Regions from separate parts of the Homo sapiens genome. Here region 1 is linked to region 2. Evidence: chromatin contacts called from ENCODE Hi-C or POLR2A ChIA-PET data. All regions are on one chromosome and are shown on one strand. The core of a region is the stretch at or near the end of the contact, and the rest is flanking DNA. Distances in the headings are between cores, read along the strand shown.

Region 1 (6,075 bases), core at 2,489-4,988, 1.3 Mb before region 2:
CTGGGAGGCGGAGATTGTAGTGAGCCGAGATCCCGCCACTGCACTCCAGCCTGGGCAACAGAGCAAGGCTCCGTCTCAAAAAGAAAAAAACCCAAAACCAAAAAACAACAACAAAAAAATCCAAATATTTAAATTTTTCGAACAGACAAGGTCTCACATATTGCCTAGGTTGGTCTCAAATTCTTGGCTCAAGTGATCCTCCTACCTCAGCCTCCCAAAGTGCTGGGATTATAGGTGTGAGCCACCATACCTGGCTCATTTTGATATTTCAATTTTTTTTCAAAATGGTGAGATGAATATTAAGGAACAACACTGTAAATACATAATTCTTAAATAATTTTGGTAATTTTAAACCAAAATAATTAAAATTGAAAAAATAAAATTAAAATATTTTAAATAAAATAAATAACTCTACATTCTTAGTATGTAAAAGGGGATAGAAAAATAAGGAAAATATCCTAGTCAATTTGTTCACCAGTAGGAATGAAATAGTCTAGACAAGGGGAACCATTTATTTCACTGGTACAGATCTAAAAAAATGCCAGATCATTTGGAAAACTGACCTCATAAATAGGACCTGCTTCTACTCAAAACTGTGACATGGAGTTCAGGGTTCTTAGCAAACAAAAGAAACCAATTCTGATTAACTCATCAGGAAAAGAAATTTACTGGAAGGATACCAGCTAGCTCAAAGAATCAATGAACATTTTATCACTTAAAATTAAAAAAAGAAATTAGCACAAAGCCTGTAGAGGGATATGCACAAATGGAGGCCATGCAGCAGGAACTACAGCCAAAGTCCGGCCCCATCAGCACTCTAGTTAGGGAATCTCTGTTGGTCACGTTTCCTCTGCTGCCTGCTTCCCACTACTACTGTTGGGTTCCCAATGCCAGTATTTTCAGGGAGTGGGAAGAGTGAGACTCCAAATACCACTTCAGCTTCAATTTCCCCAAATACGGAAATAGTTCAGATGTTCCATCTAAAAAGATAAACAAAACAAACCAAGCAAAACCAGTCAGGTCTTGGAGCTTGCCTTCCTGCTAGACTTCCAACCCCATCCTCATTCCTATCTTCTTATCTTTGTCCTTTTCACATATCCATTCTTCTCCATTTCTCTTTTTCCTTTTCTTGTCTCCATTTCTTTTTTCATTTTCTTTCTTTCTTTCTTTCTTTTTGAAATACAGTCTTGATCCGTCGCCTAGGCTGGAGTGCAGTGGTGTGATCTCGGCTTACTGCAACCGCCACCTGCCGGGTCCAAGCGATTCTCCTGCCTCAGCCTCCTAAGTAGCTGGGACTACAAGTGCCCACCACCAAGCCCGGCTAATTTTTGTATTTTTAGAAGAGACGGAGTTTCACCATATTGGCCAGGCAGGTCTCGAACTCCAGACCTCAAGTGATCCGCCCGTGTCGGCTTCCCAAAGTGCTGGGACTACAGGCGTGAGCCACAGCGTCTGGCCCATTTCTCTTTTTCAATTATCTTAAATTAAAATCAAACCAAAACAGAAGCAATATCTTTCAAGAAAGAGTTTTATAATCGTATTAACAATAACTTCTCCATGACCATAAATTAAAATTACCTTGCCGGGCGCGGTGGCTCACGCCTGTAATCCCAACACTTTGGGAGGCTGAGGCGGGCGCATCACTTGAGGCCGGGACTTTGGGACGAGCCTGGCCAACATGGTGAAACACTGTCTCTATTGAAAATACAAACATTAGCTAGGCTTGGTGGCGGGAGCCTGTAACCCCAGCTACCTGGGAGGCTGAGGCAGGAGACTTGCTTGAACCTGGGGGTGCGGAGGTTACAGTGAGCCGAGATCGCGCCACTGCACTCCAGCCTGGGCGACAGAGCGAGACTCTGTTTTTTTTTTTTTTTTAAAATTAAAATCAGCTTACTAATTTATCTCAGCATTCTCTTTGTACCTTTTTAGCAGTTTGGTCATTTGTTTACAACTTGTATTTCTTCTTGAGATAATGTTCTATTTTTCTGCAATGCTCATTTGTTAAATGGGCTCTTTTTTCCTCTGCTCTTTTCGGCGTTTGTATTTTAATAGGAAAAAAATTTATTACAAAGAATGAATCTGTAATGGTGGAATTTCAGGTTTTGAAAATAAGAATGTGCATAAAACATCTAAATTCAAGAACCTCCTACTTTGTAGATTGGGAAAGCATCACGTATCAAATGGATCTATTTCAAGGGAAGTCTGTATAACTTCCACTTACTAAAGGCTTTGTTCCAAAGGATCTCCTTTGTTACTACCTCATGTTATGTAAATAAAATCATAATCAGTTATATTGCCTCAAATAGATACTTCATTTTCAACACATGTGCAATAGAATTGCAGAGGGAGGTCGAAGATAATATCCTAGCCTGCAATTTGGGGTATTTTGAATAAATGAATAACAGCATGTATTGGGAGCGCCCCGACTCCCAATACATGCAGAATAGCAGACGTGTATTGAGCCCTTAGTTGTTTTTTTTTTAAATATAGTTCATTCACTCAACAAATATTTCTGAGAACCTGCGAATGCTTGGGACATCAGGGCACAACAAAAAGGCCAAGGATTTCTGTGTCCACATCCTGAGGTGGTAATGGGGTGAGGGACAGACTGTACAATAAAAAACCTACGATTCACTCCATGAAAATGTTGTCGTTTTTCTAGTTCAGCTGGTAAACTGGACTGTGAAGAAAGAATGCTCTAAGCACAGTGTTAAATTCACAACCAGGGCCCAATCCTAGTTTCGATTCACTCACTGACACCCTGGTTGCTAATTACAAGTCTGAAATCCATCAAGGTAGTTAACATCTCTAAACATCAAAGCAATAGCGGTTTTAGGCCCTAAGAAAGTGCAGCCCGGAGAAGTATTAATGCAAAATGTGCTACGGCTGTTATTTAAATTCTATTCAAATCGAATGTGGCTTGCCTATTTATAATCTGACTTATAATTCTGGACAACCAAGCTACGTTGGGCTGTGTTCCTCGGCTGCCACAAATCATCGTCACAGGCTGAAAGCTCAACTGCTTCGTGCTCTTTATTTTTTCATGCCTATGCCAACGTTGCCGATGTGGTAAAGCTGTCATCACGCCGCCAGAAGGGCGGCCTTCTTTGGCACGAGCAGCCTAAGAGGTTTCCGGCTGCTGCGGCTTGAGCTCCGATTTGATCAGACGCCACGAAAGGGATTTAGATCGTGGCCATTTTTCAACTAAGTGCGTCTGCCGAATTTAATAGCAAACCAAAAGCCACATTTTCTAATCTCCAGTTAGGCGTCCAAGAGGAAAAGTGGCGCTTGCTGGCTGAGGGAGCAGCGTGTCTGCAATTACAGCCACGTCTTGCCTCCTGGTCTTTTCCTCAGTGTGGGATTGTCTTTTTGTTTTTTGCCTGGTCTGAGCCGGCCCCACAGAAAGAACAGACCAGACGAGCTTACTGAGGTAAAACGCAGGGGCGGCGGTGAGGTCTAGGGGGTCTACTCAGAACGAGGCAGAGACACCAGCGAAAAGCGCCGTATGGCGAAGCTAACTCAGGCCTGACAAAACACCCACCCTACTCTACCGCCTCTCCGGCCAAGGCTGACGCTACGGGCCAGAGGGCGGAGCCGTCACATCTTCCCGCGAGACCAGCCACGCGACTTCCCAGAAGGCCGCAGGCAACATCTTAATAGCAGCCAGGAAGCCGGACCGGAGCGGAAGGGTGGGCGGGGCTTGCCCGCATATTTAGCGGCACCCGAGGCCACGCCCCAGATCGGAAGTGACGGAGACGTGCTAGCGCGTCGAAGGTAGCTCTATGGTTTTCCTCGCGTTCTTGAGTCGGGAAATGGCCGCTGTGTGGTTGCAACGGAGATAAATTCCCGGAACCGCGATTCGGCGTGTCAGGTAGGCCTCGCAATGTATTCAAGTTACTCCAGGGGCAGTGAAGACCGAGGACAGGCCATATTTTTGACTCTTTTGTGGGTGGTGTCGGGTTGGCGGCGAAAGGAGAACCAAGGAGACGTTGCGCCGTTATTTATGCGTTTTTTCGTTAGCTTCTCTCAGGTTTTCGAGGCACTACGGGCCGAAAAGGCCGGGCGGGGGCGCTGAGCAGTGCTAACGGCGGGCGCGCGCGTGTTTGCGAACCTGCCTGGAGACCCACAGCCCGCGCGGCCTCCCGTGCGCGTGCGCATATCTTCCTCTTCCACCCTTCCCCCATTTCTTCAGCCCGTACCTCTGCGCGCGCCCGACTGAACGCTCCGCGCACGCGCGCTCGTTCATTTTTCTCTCCCCCGCCTATGGCGCCGACGGCCGCTGGAGGTGCAACTTGTGTCCGCCTCTCATTGGCTGGGACTGCCACCTTTCTTCGTGGCCTGTGGGGTTTTGAGAAAATAACTGTGACCCGCAGCAAAGTGCGTTGAGTAGGTCTACCCCTTTTCGCGTGGTCTTTAAAACTGCCCTCCGGCTTCAGACCACCCGTCAGTTAATGCCTCGTTTTTGTGATGCTACTAGGTTTTAGTGCTCTGTTCTGCCTCTCGCTGCTGACCCTGGTTCTCTGGAGTTAATTTCGGTACCCGCGGCAACCTGCTGTTTTGAAGCGAGCGCGCGCTGTTGACTGGTGCTGGTTGCCTAGTTACGGTTCCCTAGCGAGAGGATTGGGTCTTAGCTGGTGGTTCTGAGCGTGGCCCTGCCCCATCCGGCTGAAAGTGCGGTTCTTCATGAGTACTAGCGAAGCCGAGTCTTTTCAAGTGATTCAGCCCATTTAGTCGTGTCAGAAATGTTGCAGCCACGATTGGTGGACAGCTGGTGTGAGAAATGGGTGGGAGTGGCGAATTGGACTTTGCCTTCATTTTAAATTCATGAGTTGGCTTGATTCGCTTTTAAGATTTATTTCTTCAGAATCAAGCTGAAGTACCAGCAGCTACTTTGCTACCTCAGACTTTTTTAAAAAGCATTTTAGAACTGGAAACAAATTAAGACTGAAGTTGAAAGCAAGTGTGGCTAACACTGACGAAAAAGATGAGCTACTTCAGACTTGTACCTCACTGCAACAGCCTCTTTTAAATTTTTTGGTGTTACAAAGCAAAACAAAATTTCTTGTTCCTCTTGTGAATTCTCATTTCAGTTCGACTTTAGTTGGAATGGTTAGGATACTGTTCAGGCAGTAAATAACCTTTACGTAGGAAAAACTGCTACAAGGCTTTTGTATTTTTGTTTGATCATGACCAATTCAGGATAGGTAATTTGATGGGAGGGAAAAAGTGGCCCCTCGGCGGGAGTTTGAGGCTGCTGTGAGCTGTGCTCGTCCCACTGCACTCCAGCGGGGGCAACAGAGCGAGACCTTGTCACTTAAAAAAGGTAGCTCATGGTAAACAACCTTGGAGCACCTTCTCTTAGTGATTTCATGTTTCAACCAGTACATTGTGGTGAATACTGAAATATCTTGTTTAATTCAGATAATTAAAATGGTGGCAAAGGAAGCTGTTTAGCCAGAGCCCTTCTTGACTTTGAGGAACAGTGGTAGTATAAGACTTGAAGACAGACGTGTAAAAAGTACTACTCACTGGTAGGCTCAGGTCTGGTTGATTGACTGATTCTTGAGACGGAATGTCGCTCTGTCGCCTAGGCAGGAGTGCAGTGGCCCAGTCTCGGCTCACTGCAGCCTCCGTCTCCGGGTCCAAGCGATTCTCCTGCCTCAGCCTCCCGAGTAGCTGGGACTACAGGCGCCCGCCACCACACCGGGCTAATTTTTGTATTTTTAGTAGAGACGGAGTTTCACAATATTGGTCTCGAACTCCTGACCTCAGGTGATCCACTCGCCTGGCCCACCCAAAGTGCTGGGATTACAGGGATGAGCCCCTGCGCCTGGCCTCGGTTGAATTTATTAAACAACTTTTGTGGGCAGCAAGCTGTACGAGGTTAACTATGTGATGAGAAGACTTAGAAATGGAGAAAAGTTTTATCAGTTCTACATAGGACTTAGTTTGGGAGTTTCTGGAAACTACGTTGGAAATCAGTAGTTGCACACTAGCTGAATTCAGCTGTGTAATTTACAGTGATTTGTTATTTACCAAATAAGTAGAAGAGGGAATTAAGAAGCTAAAATCTCT
Region 2 (5,817 bases), core at 958-3,457:
TGGTTATAAAGTCAGTTTTATAATAGTTTAGAAATTGTTTTATATATAAACAGATTATATATAAATGTGGACTAGACAGGGAGGGATTAATATGAATTTCTATACTAGTTTTCCTTTACCTATATATTTATAATGACATAAAGCTCAGCTTATGCAGTTATACAATTTTAATTTTTAGATTGTAAAAAATTTGTCACATTTTGAATATATATATTTTGTAAAAGCTACATTGAAAGAAATTAAAATTCTGAGATTTTCCTAAATCAAATGTAAAAACATACAATCTATCCATTAGGATTTTCTATATAAACTTGATATTTCTGAATGGTCTTTTACTCATTTATGCTGAAAGTACTGTTTTATTTCTATAAACAAATTAAAAAACAAACTACCTGGTTGTGAAAATTTTATTTTAAGGTATTTAGCATTTAGAATTCTTGCCTTCCATGGGGTAAAATTTTATATATTCTTTTACTTTTTAGGACTCACATAGAAACACTCTTTAAGTATAGGTTGTGATGAATATTGGTGATGTAATTGCAGAGATGACAGTGCAAGGCAAAGGAAATGATAAGCTGGGTATGGTGGCATGTACCTGTAGTCTGAGCTGTTTGGGAGGCTGAGGCAGGGGGATTATCACTTGAGTCCAGGAGTTCAGGTTCAGCCTGGGCAGTGTGGTGAGACCCCATCTCAAAAAAAAAAAAAAGAAAAAACAAAACTGATAAAATGCGTATTTATTTCCGACATTGACATGCCTAATTTATATTGGATGAGTGAAGGAAAGCAGTTTAGTTGCAGGATATAACCCAAGATGAACAAAGATATGATTCTTACGTCAAAGGGGAGGAGGATATATGCACACTTCAGCACATGATTATCTTTATTGCAGTGTGGCATATTATACCCTTCAAAGCTGACACCTTTGTCTTCCTCATCCAAGGTGCCACCTTCTCTTCTGTTTCCCGTCTTTGTTATTACTGTCACCATCTAGTTAACCAAAATCAGGAATCTAGTATCATCCTTGGTTCATCTCTCTTCACCTGCTACTCATAATTGATTACCATTCCTGTTATTCCCACCTTATAAATAAGTAAATGTATGTGTGTGTGCACATAATATGCATACATATATAGTCGACTCTTGTTATTTGCAGTAGTTATGTTTTATAGTCACTACGAACACTGAATTAATGAATACTGAACCATTGCTCCTACAAGAAATACAGAGGTAGGTTCCTGTGAGCCTCTCATAACATTTTCATCAATCAGTGAATACATAACATTGTTTTATATGTGTCTCTATTTAAAGACACCTTATTTAATGGATGTGTATAGCATGGATTCATTAACACCGAACTCATGGCCCACAGCACTGGAAGTCATGCCTTATCTAATATCTTTTATTTGTTAGGCACATCCTAGCCTTCTTGTGTTTAGAATACTAAGCACTACACTTACAGGCCATTTTAAAAATTACCAACAAAAAGTACAAAATTACCAACAAAAAGTACAAAACTGGAAAAAATGCGACACTAAGTAGACCATGAAAAGGACATTTGTTTACAGTATGAGAGCTGTATCAAAAAGGCCGACGTCACCTTCTGTGAAATTGCATGTTGGATGACTCAAATTTTTCGCTGCTCTGCACATGTCCACAAGTGATTGCAAAAGTGAGTAGTGATTTTGGGATTACAAGTAAATTGTGATTAGGTGAATTCACAAATGTAGAACCTGTGAATAATGAGAATCAACTGTACATTTTTTGGCCCACTACTCTTTATTGTTATTTTTCCTCTTTATTATTTTCTTCTTTATTGTTACTTTTCCTCTTTATTGTTACATCTTTATTGTTACTTTTGTTTTCATTATTTTATTTACTGTTACTTTTCCTCTTAAAGGCCATTAGCTTTTAGCAGAATTACCTAAACATCTAACTGGTTTCTTGACTTTTCAGTTTATTTCGGCCAGAATAAGTTTTCTAAACTAAAGATCTAATTTTCTGTCTCCCTATCTAAATCCTTTTATTTCCTGAGCCCTTTTATGAACTCATTTCTGTTTTGTACCTGTTTACCCAGACCTACCCAAGAACACCTACCTGAGTTTCCTCTCCTTCTATAGTGCTTGCCTTTTTTCTCTCCCCCTTCCCTCCTGGCTAATCACTGTTTGAATTGCAGTTTCGATATCACTTTACTCTCAATCATGGGGTAGGGGAACTTTCATATGCACCCATAGTTCACCGTTCTCCCTTTATTACCACCCCATGTGAAGTCATAATTCCTCTCCCACACATACATAGACTTTCTGTTGTAACTGTGCTTTATTCTTCACAGCACTTGTATCCTCTGTGTTTGTTGTATATACACTTGTTTTTGTTATGTTTTCTCTCTGCTCTCCCTCCACCCCTCTTCCATGTAAGTTCTACAAATACAGGAATTTTGTGTATTCATTGCTGTATTCCCAACTCAGAATATGTCTGGCACATAAACGTAGGCAAGGCTTTTAAGTAAAAATTGAGTCTGTCTCCTAATATGGTCCCACAATCTTGTTCCTTAGAGGAAGCCACTGTAAATACACTGTTTCTTCTTTATTCTTCCAAAGGTTTCCCTAGCATGTTACACATATGTGAATGTACGTATACATTTTTATACAAATGGAGAATATACTGTAACACTTATATATGTATCACTTAATAAAGCATTTTGCAGAACTTTGCTGCCATATACAGATCAATGTCATTCTTTCTTAACAGCTACCTAGAATTCTGTAATATGATTGTACCATAATTTATTTAAACAGCCTCTATTGATGAACATTTTAAGTGTTCCAGTTGTTATTGCTAATAATAAATGAGCATCCTACATTTCTAGAAATTGAGTTTATATACTTGAAAGTTTTGGATAGATATTGCCTAATTGCCCTTAATAGAAATTGATTTCCCTCCCACTAGTTTATGAGCATTTCTGCCCAAATTCTTATAGATAGGGGTATTATTTCTTTTGTTATTATACCAACCTGATAATTGGAAAATGTTTTTTCATTTATTTATATTTCTTATATATAAAGCTATATTTTTCTTCCTGTCTATTCTTAATCTGCCCATTTTTCTGCTGGTTTATCTCTCATTTCATGATTTTTTAAGGTGTATGTGTCTGTGTATGTGTGTGTGTATGTGTATGTATATGTGTGGATCCACATATGCATATTTATATACTAAGGAAATTAGTCATAAAATTGTTATATGCATGGAAAACACTTTCTGATTTCTAGTGTGTCAGGTCATTTGTTAGAAGATAGATTTTGAATTTGTATATATTCAGATTTATTAGCTTTTTTTCTTAAGGGTTTTGGAAAGTTATGCTCCACTACAAGATAATTTTTGAAAAAATATTATTTTTTCTCATATCTGTGTCAGATTCATTATTTTACATTTGTATCTTTGATTTAGCTGCTATTAAGGGCTAACATAGGAATCCCATTTCTCCACCATCTTTTCTCTATGGAAAGATGGATTTATTGTAGTACCTTTTTAAATTACTATAGCTTTTTAGTACCTATTTTTTGGTAGGCTGTCTTATTTTTTTCACTCCTTTTTATAGTTTTTCTGAGTTATCTCACATGCCTCTTTTTCCCATATGAGCTTTAGAAACAGCTTGTCTTGTTACTAAAAAAAGAAGAAGATCCAGCTATAATTTTTGTTGTTGTATTTACTGCTAGCAAGAGATTTTTGAAGGAAAAAAATACTGTCTCCAGAGATGCCAAAGGCTTTAGATAACATTAGACATTATTATTATCTTAGTAGATTTTCTAGTATTGTTCTAGTCTTATGATGAAGAACCGTCTCCAGTTGGTCATGGTGGATTATTCTTTTAATGTGATGGATTTTATTTGCTAACATTTAAGATGGTTTCATCTATTCATAAAATTACTTGCATTCGTGTGTATGTGTATGCTCTTTGGATTTTGGTTTTTCTTGTGATGGTTTTACAAAAAATTTAGAATGATTTCATCTTCAAATAATTCAGTAGCATTGAAATGATTTGTTTTATGATAGGATTTATCTTTTTGAAGATTCTGGGGTCAAATTTGAAAGTTTTAATTTTCTTAGAAAAACGTCCATTTCATCCAAGGTGACAAATGTATTTGTTGTGCATTGTACCAAACATTGTCTTATTCTTTTAGATTTTTCTGTGTCTGTAGTTACTTCTCTATTCTCATTTTCAGTATGGTTTTCTCTCCTCTAGTCTCCCCTTTCTCTCTGCCCAGCATTTTTTTTTTTTTTATTACCTTGCAATTTGTTTTTTTCTTCCCTAAATTTTGGTTCCAAGATCTGTAATTAGTTCTCCTGGTTTAATTCATTACTTTGTAAGTTTGGGTATGACTTAATGTATTTTCCTTATGTTTTTTGCTTTTCATTTCCTACCCTTCTGAGTAGAATATTTAACATACATGCATTTTTAATTCATCTTAAAAGTTTTTATGGCCAGGCGCGGTGGCTCATGCCTGTATTCCCAGCGCTTAGGAGGCTGAGGCAGGTGGATTGCTTGAGCTCAGGAGTTCAAGACCAGCCTGGGCAACATAGTGAAACCCCATCTCTACCAAAAATACAAAAAAATTAGTCGAGTGTGGTGGCACGCATCTTTGATCCCAGCTACTTGGGAGGCTGAGGTGGGAAGATTGCTTGAGTGTGGGGACAGGTTGCAGTGAGCCAAGATTGTGCTAATGCACTCCAGCCCGGGCGACAGAGTGAGACTGTCTCAAAAAAAAAAATGAGTTTTTATTTATGGAATTTCTAACAGAAAAATGCAGAAAATAATATAATAAACACTCATGGAACTAGCACTTGGTTTTAATAAGCTAACATTTTGCCATGTAAATTTCAGATCTCTATTTAAATAAACTGTTAGATTGGAATCTAGCCTCATCCTTTGCTTGTTCCTTCCTAATATTTTAAAGTTGATATTCATCATTCCCACTTTCTTCTTATTTAATTATATCTTACTTTCCTATGAATACTACATTTGCAGTGGCTGATGGGTTCTTTTAGAATTACTGTTATTTTCTGGATAATCCACAATTTTAATTTTCATTTCGTTTTTAAGCCAAGAGTCCAAGAGAGTTTTAGAATTTTGGTTGCTGGGGAGTTTTGTTATTTTTGTTATGATTACTGGTTTTATTATACTGTTTATCAGAGTGTGTGATCTGTACTCTGTTTATTGAGTTTGTGGCCCAGTGTAGTTCTCTGTAGTTTCATAGGCATTTGTCAACAATACTGTTCTGTTTGCAGAATACAAAATACAATACTTTTCTGTTAGCTATTTTTTCTTTTCTTTTTTTTTTTTTTTTTTTTTTTTTTTTTGAGATAGAGTCTCTGTCACCCAGGCTGGAGTGCAGTGGCGCAATCTCGGCTCACTGCAACCTCCGCCTCCTGGGTTCAAGCTGTTCTCCGGCCTCAGTCTCCCGAATATCTGGGATTACAGGTGCCTGCAATCACATCTGGCTAATTTTTTTATTTTTAGTAGAGATGGGATCTTGCCACTTTACCTATGCTGGTCTCGAACTCCTGGGCTCAAGTGGTCTACCCGTCTCGGCCTCCCAAAGTGCTAGGATTACAGGCCTGAGCCACCCCACCCGGCCTGTTCATTATTCTTATAATCTGTTTTTTTTTTTGGATTGGCAATAGGCTGAGTGTGGTAAGTTAATATATAACACTCTTGCATTTTTATTTCATATTGCCTGGAGAGTTTACCCTGTAAAATTTGATATATAAAGATACATGAACTTTCTGTGCATTTGAATTTTTCATTAAATTTCCGTTTTT

The links. Hi-C counts contacts between places; a loop is a spot of excess contacts on that map. ChIA-PET counts read pairs that join two places held with the same protein, here RNA polymerase II (POLR2A). Pooled maps may share reads with other maps.
Region 1: a pooled map shows a loop between it and region 2 (5-fold over the local background). The contact joins the promoter of BCLAF1 here to the enhancer-like site in region 2. A Hi-C loop is called at or near these places in 3 of 50 pooled maps. POLR2A ChIA-PET finds 5 or more read pairs at or near these places in 2 of 52 experiments (activated CD4-positive, alpha-beta T cell and activated naive CD4-positive, alpha-beta T cell).

Annotation. Positions count from the first base shown.
Region 1 is chr6:136,287,509-136,293,583 of GRCh38, reverse strand. BCLAF1 (BCL2 associated transcription factor 1) reads left to right here and starts at 3,738. Exons shown (of 13, transcript NM_014739.3): 1 at 3,738-3,871. It overlaps LOC124901408 (a long non-coding RNA gene), which reads right to left and starts at 3,570. Exons shown (of 4, transcript XR_007059784.1): 1 at 3,427-3,570. RefSeq lists enhancers at 3,043-3,162, 3,483-3,702, 3,067-4,266, 4,213-4,332, 3,751-4,347 and 2 more.
Region 2 is chr6:135,026,726-135,032,542 of GRCh38, reverse strand. The region is part of intron 4 of HBS1L (HBS1 like translational GTPase); the gene reads left to right. Among named protein-coding and RNA genes, the nearest start is that of HBS1L, 25 kb to the left of the region's middle. RefSeq lists an enhancer at 2,120-2,179. Within about 2 kb of position 2,207, at least 3 of the 41 ENCODE cell types and tissues checked have a DNase peak (open chromatin) inside an H3K27ac peak, as active enhancers do.